Linked DNA regions of Homo sapiens: region 2 is linked to region 1. The links are chromatin contacts, found by Hi-C in ENCODE. All regions are on one chromosome and are shown on one strand. Each heading gives the region's core, a stretch centred on a gene start or an enhancer-like site at or near the end of the contact. The rest is flanking DNA. Distances are from core to core; before and after follow the strand shown.

Region 1 (5,566 bases), core at 115-2,614:
TCTTTCCTTATTGATGCTTTTTTCCAATATGTGATTTGCATGGCTCATGTCCTCCACTATTCTGTTTACTGACACACTTCTTTGCCTCATCACAGCCATTCCTCTCCCCTAACAACTCCTCTTCCAAAACACAAGCTCTTGCACTTGAACACTGCCTGCCTTTTGCCTGCAGAAAGAAAAGCAGTGCCTTCAAAAGAGTACCTCCACAGTGACCTGTTAGGACTTTTATGACATAGGGAGAGCAGTTCCTCATTGACCTTTAAAAAGTTTCCTCCACAATAAATTGTGCTGCCTGCCATATTGCATCATTGAAAATATGACATTTTCTATTGGAGAACAAGTTACTCAAGCCAAATCATTTTTCTAAACTCACCGTAGCCTGGAATAACCATTTATTATTAAAACAATGACCTTTTAGAAAGTATGGTTATTGGTCTCTGTCATATTGTTTGAGCACTCCCAAGCTCTATGACCTTGGGCAACTTAACCTCCCTGAGCCTTGGTTTCTTCATCTAGAAAATGTAGACATTAATAAAGCCTGTATCACAAAGTTGTGAAGATCAAATGAAATCATCCATGTAAAGCTCTTAGGACTCTTTTAGCACAAAGTAAGGAAAATCTTAGCAGCTGCTGATGCTGTTGCTGTAGTTGTATTTATTATTGTTGTTGATTTTGTTACTATCATTATATGTGTAAAGGATATGCTTTTTTCATTTTCCCTGGGATCTAGTTAGTCCAGTTTTCACAATTATCATCTCACACATAGACACGGAAAAGAATCCAAAAGTTAAAAATACACAAAATTACTTTGGCTACATCCCTTATAAATGAGGAGACATTAGTATATTTTAAATAGTCTGTGAAAAGAAAAGAAAGGGGGAAAGTTCAGAATGTGGATGTAAGATAAAGGCTCTAAAAGGAGGAGAGACATTCCCAAGACTCTGGGCTAGGGATGGAAGAATGTTATGAGAGTTTCATGAGATCCCGGTGCACTCACATCATTAGAAAGCTTTTAATTTGGGCACCTTCATAATCTTCCTTGTTCAAAAGTGTTAACCTTGGTCTATTACAATGCCCTTACTCTCCTTAATACACGAGATTTTTCTCAATGAATTGCTTGCCTTGCCCTCCAAAGCCACGTTCCTCAATCTTACTTTCTCTTTTAGTTATCATCCACAAACTTCACCAAGCTTATACTTATGCTGCAGTGTGTGATCCATCTGACAGTCACTTCTTCACCTTTTGCAATCTGGCATACAACCCATCACTCAATGAAAAATATTCTCTCTGTGACCTCTTGCTCAGCTATGTCCTTGTATTTGTGAGCTCCAAAGGTCTGTTCTCTCAGTGCTGGTCTTCCAGGGCAGCTTCAAAGCATCTAATCCTCTCCTTCCCTTGGTGATACCATTCTTCCTTGGCTTCTATGATACTGCCCTCTCCTGGTTCTTGTTTGTGTGTCTCTGGTCACTGAGCCTTCCCCTCTAGTTCCTCTTCCTCTGCCTCTCCCTTAAGTGTACATATTCCCTAAGGTTCTGTCCTTAATCTTCCTTTTTCTCATTACTCCTTCCTCTAACTACAGTTATCTTGATTTTGAAGACCCAGGCTGCCAAATCTCCATCTCCGCTAGCACGATTCCGGAGCTGCATCCAGAGGGCCACCTTAGAGGTCTACCATGCCTCAGCTCAAGAGTCCCCTCATCCAGGTGTGCTTCTCCTCGGTGCTTTATTTCTTAATTAATTGCACCTTCATCAACTCTACCCTTCCGATTTAGAAGCCTCAGTATTATCTTTGATTTGTATTTCTGTGTCAATCACAAATAAAATCAACAATCAAACCCAATTACTTCTGTCTACAACATCTTATTTCCAATATCTGGCTCTTTCCTCCTCAAAAATCTTCAATGGATCCCAATTGCCCCTCGAGAATAGAATGAAGATTTTTAAGAATGAGATCAAAATATTACTAGGCAATGATCTTCCTTTTGGGCATGAATACTCATTATCTTCATGAATTCTATGCTTTTTCTTCTACCAGACATTTCCTGATCATACAAACACTTTCAAGCTTTTGAATCTTGGCACATGAAATTGCCCTAAGCTGGAATATCCTTTCTTCTCTCCAACTACTGGAATCCTATCTATCTTTCAAGTTCAAATACCAACTTCTCTCTGTAGCCTTCTTTGATATTCACAGAATTCATCCCTCTTTATGCTGTGATCATATATGATTTTGTGTTAACACATTTAAAGCATTTAAGTCATGCTTATTAACACATTTTCTTTACCTGAATTTCAGACTCATATTTAATTCCCCAACAATCATCTCCACTGGGTTAACCCTCAAGTCCCTCAGATTCATTACACTCAAGTTGAACACACCCTGCTGACTGGACTTGGTCTTCCTGCAGTGTGCTTTCTGCTGGGAGTCACCCTTCATTCTTCCATCTCTTTCTAATTTCACACCCTGCCTAAATGATTCTAGCTTCTAAATATCTTTCTAAGGTATTCACATCTCTTCCCCCACTATTAATAAACTAGTTCATACCAGCATATTTTATTATTAGTTTTCTTCCTCTGGTCAATGATTAATCAATTGATTAGAATTGCTAATAAAAAAAGATCAACTCTCAGTTCAGGAAAATAAATATCAAGTTATATAATCTATATGTAGTCATATAGCCTTTATAGTTTTCTGCCTTCTCTTTTAACTTCCATAGGGCAACTCACTATAGTAAAGCCTTTTGTGTTATTAAGTTATCTCTTGGTAAACCAAGTTAAAAATTAATTTAGTGGTCCAGTATTCAGATATTTTTCTATTTAGTTATAATAAAAGCTAAGAAGCCATCATATTATTCTTCATTTTCTTTCTCTGACCAATGTCTAATACATGACTTAGAGAAATTAAATGTTACTTTTATGTGGGTCAAGTCCAATCAACTAATAAAAAACAGGATATAGACATCTGAAAACAATGTACCTATTAAAATTTCCTTTTATACTTTCTTTTCAAAGTGTTTAAATTAGAGTTTAATGGAAAGTATGAAGTAATTTACTTATCCAGCTTCTACGGCCAAAATGGAATGTGCTAATTTTATTAATCTGAACAATGGTGGCTTGCATTTGAAAAGCTCAAGAAACAGCGACGCACCATGGGGCTAATCACTTCAAGTTTTCTTTTCTTTATCTCTGCCCATTTTGCAAGTTCTCATTATTTGCATGAAGACTCTCAGAGAATTACCAGACCAGAAATGTAACCCATTGTATTCTTTCTTCTAAAAGGGGTAGAAATCATTTTTGAGATCATTTTCAAAATTGGAACATTGCTGAAAGGAAAAAAATCAAATGGATCGATAACCTTGAGCTTAAGGAAAAACTGTATGTTAAGCAAGCAATGGTTGTGACATAAAGTAATAATATTACTCATTAAGTAAATTTTTTTTAAACTTTCACATAAGTTTAAATAACCACTAACAGAATTTTATCTGATACAATTATAAATGGAATTAATGACAATAGTTTACAACCTGATTTCAAAAATTTGTTTTTTTATGTGTTTTAAGGAATTCCACATGCTTATTTTGCGCTGGGGAATTAATTTGAAATAGCAAATTGAAGGATGCTAGTAGGTATGTACTATACTGATATGGACAGGAGACAGGGAAATACTGGGTAGAAGAAGGCAGTTCCCCGGCAAAGGCCCCACCCTCAAGCCTGGATACTCATGGCCCTAAATGAGAACAAATATTCCTGTTTTCGCGCTCCTCTTTGGTCCGCCACATCCCCTATCCTGCACCCACATAAACCCCAAATCCCAAGCTCCAGAGCAGACCAGCAGGTGAGGACACAGGAGGCAAGCAGACCGACAGTGGAACAACGCGGCAGAGAGAAAGAAGAGTAGGGGCATCTGGATGCTGAGAGGAGTTTGGCTGGGGGTGGTGCAAGAGGAGTTTTGCCTCCGGCCGCTGGGTGGCCCAACTCCAGGGGAAGATACCTTCCCACTCCATCCCCCAGCCCCCGCCCTTCCAGCTTCCCATCCACCACACTGAAAGCCACCTCTACCACTCAATAAAACCTCACATTCATCCTTCCAGTCCGTGTGTGACCCAATTTTTCCGGGACACTGGACAAGAGCTCGGGATACAGGAAGCTGTCACACTGGCCCTCTGCCCTTGCGAAAAGGCAGAAGGTCCACTGAGCTGATTAACACTCAAGCCGTCTGCGGGTGGCCAAGCTGAAAGAGCTTTGTAACACTGAGGTTGCAGGCACCCACCATTAGACATTACCATGGGGCCAGAGCCCAAAGTGCTCGCCCTGGCCTCTGCACCTGCCCATCTGCATGCTCCTCCTCTCACAAGGGGTCTGAGCAGTGGGCAACCGAACAAGGGAGCCATACCCCTGTCTCATATCCTGTAAAGGGAGTCAGGGAAGTCTCCCGTTTCAATACTATGTGGCCATGTGACTTGCTTATGACATGCTAGAGAATGTGCCAGTGGTAGATGGGCAGGCTGTTTGTAATGAAAATTAAAATGCAAGTTCTGTGCTGAACTGAACTGTTGAAAGGATAACAGACCTTGGAAAAATGCCAGGTAGAAAACGGAAAACATTTCTCCATGGTATTTCTGGTACGTGGCACCACAGTAGACACTCAACAAATATTTTTGAATAAATGAATGTGAGGGCTGAGTTAGCTTAGGAGACATTAATATAAAATTGAAAACATTGATGATTTGATTGTCTAAGATCAGAGCAGTCCCTTAAGAAAAGAAATCCCAAATCATGTATTAGGAGAGAACGTGTTCTAATCTGGAAAATTTCAAGATTATTGTTTTGTTCATTTCTTTGTTTTTTTCTTTTTAAAATCCAATGAAAGGATTTAGCAAAAATTCCTAAGAGTCTATATGGTACATTTCATCAGTGATCTGTGAGACCTTGGGGGTTGAAAAGAAAGTACAAGAACTTAGCCTCACTCTGTTGTAGACTTTATAAAATACAATCAAGGATCTCTGTCTAAAACCACTTCTCATAAAAAAATGGTTTATAAACTTTATTTGCACATTACAACCTTAGAGATAAATAATAAAATGGAAATCTAGAGTCCAGCCTAATCTGTTTCTCCATTAAACCTCACACAATGTGATGAGGAGCTGTAGAGTTCTGAGGAATAAGGTTTGAAACCTGTTGTCCCAGAGGATTCTTCTGAGGAACCTAAATGCAAGAACCTCTGGTAGTGAAATGATGACAATTGAATGTTTTCACTCGCGTCCATGTGAAGAGACCACCAAACAGGCTTTATGTGAGCAATAAAGCTTTTTAATCACCTGGGTGCAGGCGGGCTGAGTCCGAAAAGAGAGTCAGGAAGGGAGACAGGGGTGGGGCCGTTTTATAGGATTTGGGTAGGTAAAGGAAAATTAGTCAAAGGGGGTTGTTCTTTGGCGGGCAGGGGTGGGGGTCACAAGGTGCTCAGTAAGGGAGCTTTTGAGCCAGGATGAGGCAGGAGAAGGAATTTCACAAGGTAATGTCATCAGTTAAGGCAGGAACAGGCCATTTTCACTTCCTTTGTGATTCTT
Region 2 (5,307 bases), core at 1,435-3,934, 240 kb after region 1:
CTAAGGACAAAACTAAAACAGAGCCGACTGAAGAATTGCAATCTTTCATTGTAGTCTACAGTTCAATAACAACACTGAATAGGGGTTGTGGGTAAATAAGGAATGAAGTTTTCTGTCTCCAAGGAGAAGGCATCCTGAGTCTTTGGGAGACAGCAGTAGTAATGGCAGTGAAAGCAGATAAACCTTGTTCAAAACAGGTTATCTGCTTATCAAAGCACCAACTACTGAGACATCAACTGATTTCCTCATGCTCAGAGCCTGTACACAAGAGGAACAAAGTTTGGTACCAAAAATTGGTGTGGTTCAAAGAAGTGGGGACTATACAATAAAGAAAAGCTGTATTGTTCTAAGTAAATTTTCTTTTGTATTTCATGAGGTCACAAATAGTTCTAGCATTTTTCCCCCTTGGCTTTCTTTTGGAGAGGACATTACAAATGATAGTGATTCGATGACAGACATTCTTTTTCCCCAAGTGGTTCAGAGCATTCCAAAGGACACAAGGCTATTTTTATTCAGTGGAGCTTGGGACTCTTGGTAGGAAAAGATCTGCAGTGCTGCTGTCCTTCTGATAAAAGGAACAAACATGTTCTTGAACAATCTTGAAAGGATGACACAGCTCATGGAAAATCCAGGAAATGCAGATGTTATTACTGTATGAGAATCACAAGACATGATCTCAGAGATAATTTAGTACAGCATGATTGAGCAGCAGAGGAATATGGAAATTTGTAACTGATAAATGGTGGTAGCTGGGCCAGATTTTGAGAGGTGGTTTGAAAGCTTTAACAGACAGATTACTTAAAGTCATTTAATGGATTTCAGCTCCAACACTGACTTATTTTAATAAACGAAATGCTAATTTGGGCCTCATGCATTCTTTTATATATTCAATTCATGAGGTTGGAAACATTGATCTTTATATTCCTGAGAAACAATTTAATTAGACCTGTAAATGGCTCTTAAAGTACAAATAATGAGAACCAACTATTTGGAAGTGACTTCAAGACTGGCTTGCAAAGAGTGTATAAGTTTCTATTTGATGGTGTAATTACCCATTTGCAAGAGTCACATACACAGGCCAAATCTCCTAATTGATTTACTTAGTAACATGTAACATTGAGGTCACATTACATTAGCAAGGGGAAATGGAAGGCAGAATTATTTACCTTGATACTATAAACGAGAATAAACAAATGATACTTCAATTATCTGATTCTTTCAAATGAGACATTTGAGGTATAAGAATCTGAATTGCATTGTTACTGAATTTCACATTGATACTAGACAGTCTCAGAGTCAGAAAGCCAACGTTTTACATAGAGACTTTAGAGACATTTTTGTCTGTGTAAGTAACTTTTATACAGCTCAATTTGCCAGTATGTGACTTATCTATTTATACATGGGCCAAGTACTTGACTAGTTTTTTAACTTTCCAGTTTTATAAAAATGAAAGTGAAAGAGTCCAAATACTATTTTCATAACTGTCAACTAATTCATAGTTACAGTAACCAGAAAATAGAATAGCGTGTAGGCATTGGACTGAACACAAGGACTTTATTGGATTTTCTTTACTATAATAATATTCCTGGACTTCCCAATTTCATGTGCTTGAAAAATTTAGAAAACATCTTGCTGTAAATCCATACTGCAGATTACTCAAAGGCTTGGGAATATGATTCAAGAGGAAATTCTTTAGATCTGGGATAATTCACTTCTATTTTTCAAGGGCTTTTGTTTTAAGGATACCTGGAAAATCATAAAATCAGATGGGATTTAAGAGTTATTTAATCTAGTGGTACCTATGCACCAGTCATTAGATCTGTGCTGGGCTGCCTGCCTACACATTTTTAGCTAATTTCCATGTCTTCAGACAAGAAAAATGTTTTCCAAGGAAAACAGTTCTTTTGGATTTTTTTTTAAGTGCAATTTCTGGGCCCTGCCCTAGATTTTCTGACTGAGCAAATTTATAGGCAAGGCCCTGGAATCTGTATTTTTTTAAAAAGCTTCCCCGGTGATTTTGAGATCCAGCCATTTGTGGAAACCCACTGATGTTAGTCCAATCTCTTTGTTTTCCAGATGCAAAATCTGAGGCCCACCTTGTCCCAGCTAAGCAAGTGAGGGAGAGGAATCCAGAGCCCTGACTTGTAATTCATTTTTTTTTTGTGTGCTTCTCATTCACTAGGCACATCTGCTGATCAAATCCTTCCCATACCCTCTGGATTCAGAACAAGAGGAAGTGCACATATGTCCACAACAATTTCCCAACACTAGGGAGTATTGATTTGCTGGGGGAGCAAGTGGCATCTCCCTCCCTGGAAAATTTTAAAACCAAAAGAAAAAGTTTAACTGGCTGATAATTTATAAATGAAATCCTCTCTGAAGATAGGAAGATGGGCTAGATAATGTTTTATCTCTTCTAGCCCTAACTTTCCATGCTCCTATAATTTAGTAACAAAAGGAACCCATGCACTTTCTTTTTTTTTAAGACAGTTTCTCCAGAAGCTTCCATGTGTGGAGAAACTTACTCTCTTCCTCCTTCTTCTATTTATCTTTTCTTATCTGAAAGGAGGACTACACTGTAAACATCTACATATGCAAAACCCATGCCTTTGGTACACACCTACCACTTTCAGATCAAACCGACAGCCTAAGTGGCCAGGCTGGCAGCTGGTTTAGGATAAATACAACAGCACCACCTTGTGTTGCGTTTCTGGGAGAATTTACCACTTCAGCAGGACAAAGACTTGGGCCGGGATGGGTGGCTCAGGATACAGCAACTATTCCTTTACTTTCCCTGCTGGGAGCAAATGCTAGCCATTTCGAAAAACCTTTTTGTTTGTTATCAGCCTACAATTTTCTTCTATAAATTCTGTAATTTTTAAAATATAAAAGGTAGCTGAGAAATGGAAATGCAGAAATAAACATATATTAATAAAAGCCTGGGTAAGCACAGTGCTATAGTAAATATTGTAGAGAAAAAGTTAATGTCAGCTTTTATTGCAAAAGACTTGATAGTAAATGTACATTTAATGCTATTGTGATTTAACACTTTCTCTAAAGATTCTCCCATATTTGGGGAGGTAGCTTTTAAACTATGTATTTGCCTATTAAGGGAAGAAAAGAATGTTTCACTTTCTCATAACCATTCTGGGTGAGCCTGGATAAAGTCTTTGTTTTCCCCAAGTATAGTTGTAGATTCACATATATAAATATATATAGATATATATGAATATATATATAATATTCATATTATACCTTGTATTCCCCAAGCATGGTTGTAGATTCATATACTATATGTGTACATATATAATATACATATGCACATATATATTTGCATCTTTGCTGTGGAGCAAGCTAAAAATTTAATATGTGAATATCAACATGGGACTGAAAGACCATAAAGACCAGAAAATCGACATATTTGCTAAACAAATATGTCAAATGTCTGATATTTTCAACAGAAAGAACATGACTAATTAAGGAAGATTATTTCCAGTTGTAATTTGAAATGTCAAGATTAGTGTAACAAATCAGCAATTCTTTGTCTCTGAAATCATCTGGAAAATTGAGCTAAGGCCTTACAAGCTACACATTATTATGGGAAGAGAAGTTACAGGATTAGAAAGTAGCAAACCAGGCATTCGGGGCCTTGCTGGGGCTGGCCATGCAGAAAAACTTACCCAGAAAATCCTGCAGAAAGCTCAGTAATGTTACTTTTAGTTGTAAAAGAGGATTTGGTCTTCAAAGTTTATTTGCCATTGTTCACCCAGTCTTTAGCACGTATATTTACTGTGCTGAGCTAATAACTTTGAATTAGACTTTACAAATAAGAAGGAAAAATTATGTCTTAGTTCCTCATGTGCTTTCTTGTGGAAGGCCAGACAAGTAGCACATTTGATTAGGCAATATTTCTAAGTTTTGGATAATTTTTCTGATATTGTATTCTCCAATTAAATTGTAATCTAATTTATAAAAATACTAAATATATAGTTATGAAGGGTGCACTACAATTTTAAAGAATGTGGAATGTTCAGGTGTGAATCATGAACTTGGAGGGCTTCTAGTAAATACCAGTTGGCAAATACAATGTCATATCAATATGAAGAAAATGCTCTTCTTTTCTTCAAACAAACGCAATCTCAAAAACTCCCAAGGGCTATTCCATTTGTGTACTTATCAGTCACTTGACTGCTTTCCTAATCACTGTTTTCTAGTCCCAGTTCTGTGCACAAAGGAAAGTTCCACCCCGTTCCCCAACCCTGCACTCAGGATCACTCCCCATCAAATGGTGCCTACCTGGAGCAGAATGTTGATTTCACACTTGCTCCAAATGTTCTTCTTCCTTCCATTAGACTTTCACTTAAAATTTATTTTTTGGTAGAATTTGAGTTCCAGGGAGAGTATGGACTTAATTTCTAGTGGCTCTTAATTCTGTACTGCCACCCAGATGGCTTCCAGCTACATGGCTTTTTTGTCACAGGACAAAGCAATGACTGTGGATAATGAAAAAATAATAATTTTCTAGAATGGTGGAATAATTTTAGACACTATTAGTGTTTATTAATTGGGTTGTGTATTAGTCTGCTTGGGCTGCCACAGCAAAATACCCCAGACTGGGAGGCTTAAAGAACAAAAGTTTAGGCCGGGCAAGGTGGCTCACACCTGTAATCCCAGTAATTTGGGAGGTCAAGGCAGGTGGATCACCTGAGGTCAGGAGTTCGAGACCAGCCTGGCCGACATGGTGAAACCCTGTGTCTACTAATAATACAAAAAAATTAGCCAGGCGTGGTGGCTTACACCTGTAATCCCAGCTACTTGGGAGGCTGAGGCAGGAGAATCGCTTAAACTCGGGAGGTGGAGATTGCAGTGAACCAAGGTCGCGCCATTGCACTTCAGCCTGGTGACAGAGTGAGACCCTGTCTCTAAAAAAAAAAGAAAGAAAGAAAGAAAGAAAGAAAGAAAGAAAGAAAGAAAAGAACAGGACAGAAGTTTATTTTCTACAGGTTCTGGAGGATAGAAATCCAACATCCAGGTGCCAGTAGGGTTGGTTTCTGGTTGCAAATGGTCACCATCTTGCTATGTCCTTACATGGTCTTTTTTCTGTAAGCATGGAGAGACAGAGAGAACGCTGGTGTCTCTTCTTCTTATAAGGGCACCAGTCTTATCAGATTAGGACCCCACCCTTATGATTTCATTTAACCTTAATTACTTTGAAAAGCTTATGTCCATATATGGTCACCCTAGGGTTAGTGCTTCAACACATGGAATTTTAGAGGGGACACAATTTAGTCCCTAATAGATGGTAAC

What was found. A loop is a pair of places that touch in the nucleus more often than their neighbours do. Pooled maps may share reads with other maps.
Region 2: a map of endothelial cell of umbilical vein shows a loop between it and region 1 (4-fold over the local background). The contact joins two enhancer-like sites. A Hi-C loop is called at or near these places in 2 of 168 maps with a recorded cell type or tissue (IMR-90 and endothelial cell of umbilical vein), 2 of 37 single-sample maps with no recorded cell type and 9 of 50 pooled maps.

Annotation. Positions count from the first base shown.
Region 1 is chr13:33,486,612-33,492,177 of GRCh38, forward strand. It overlaps a transcript of STARD13 not described here. Among named protein-coding and RNA genes, the nearest start is that of LINC02344, 150 kb to the left of the region's middle. RefSeq lists an enhancer at 2,873-3,449. Within about 2 kb of position 1,365, at least 2 of the 41 ENCODE cell types and tissues checked have a DNase peak (open chromatin) inside an H3K27ac peak, as active enhancers do.
Region 2 is chr13:33,721,332-33,726,638 of GRCh38, forward strand. No RefSeq gene overlaps it. Among named protein-coding and RNA genes, the nearest start is that of RFC3, 94 kb to the right of the region's middle. RefSeq lists a silencer at 2,614-2,783. Within about 2 kb of position 2,685, at least 10 of the 41 ENCODE cell types and tissues checked have a DNase peak (open chromatin) inside an H3K27ac peak, as active enhancers do.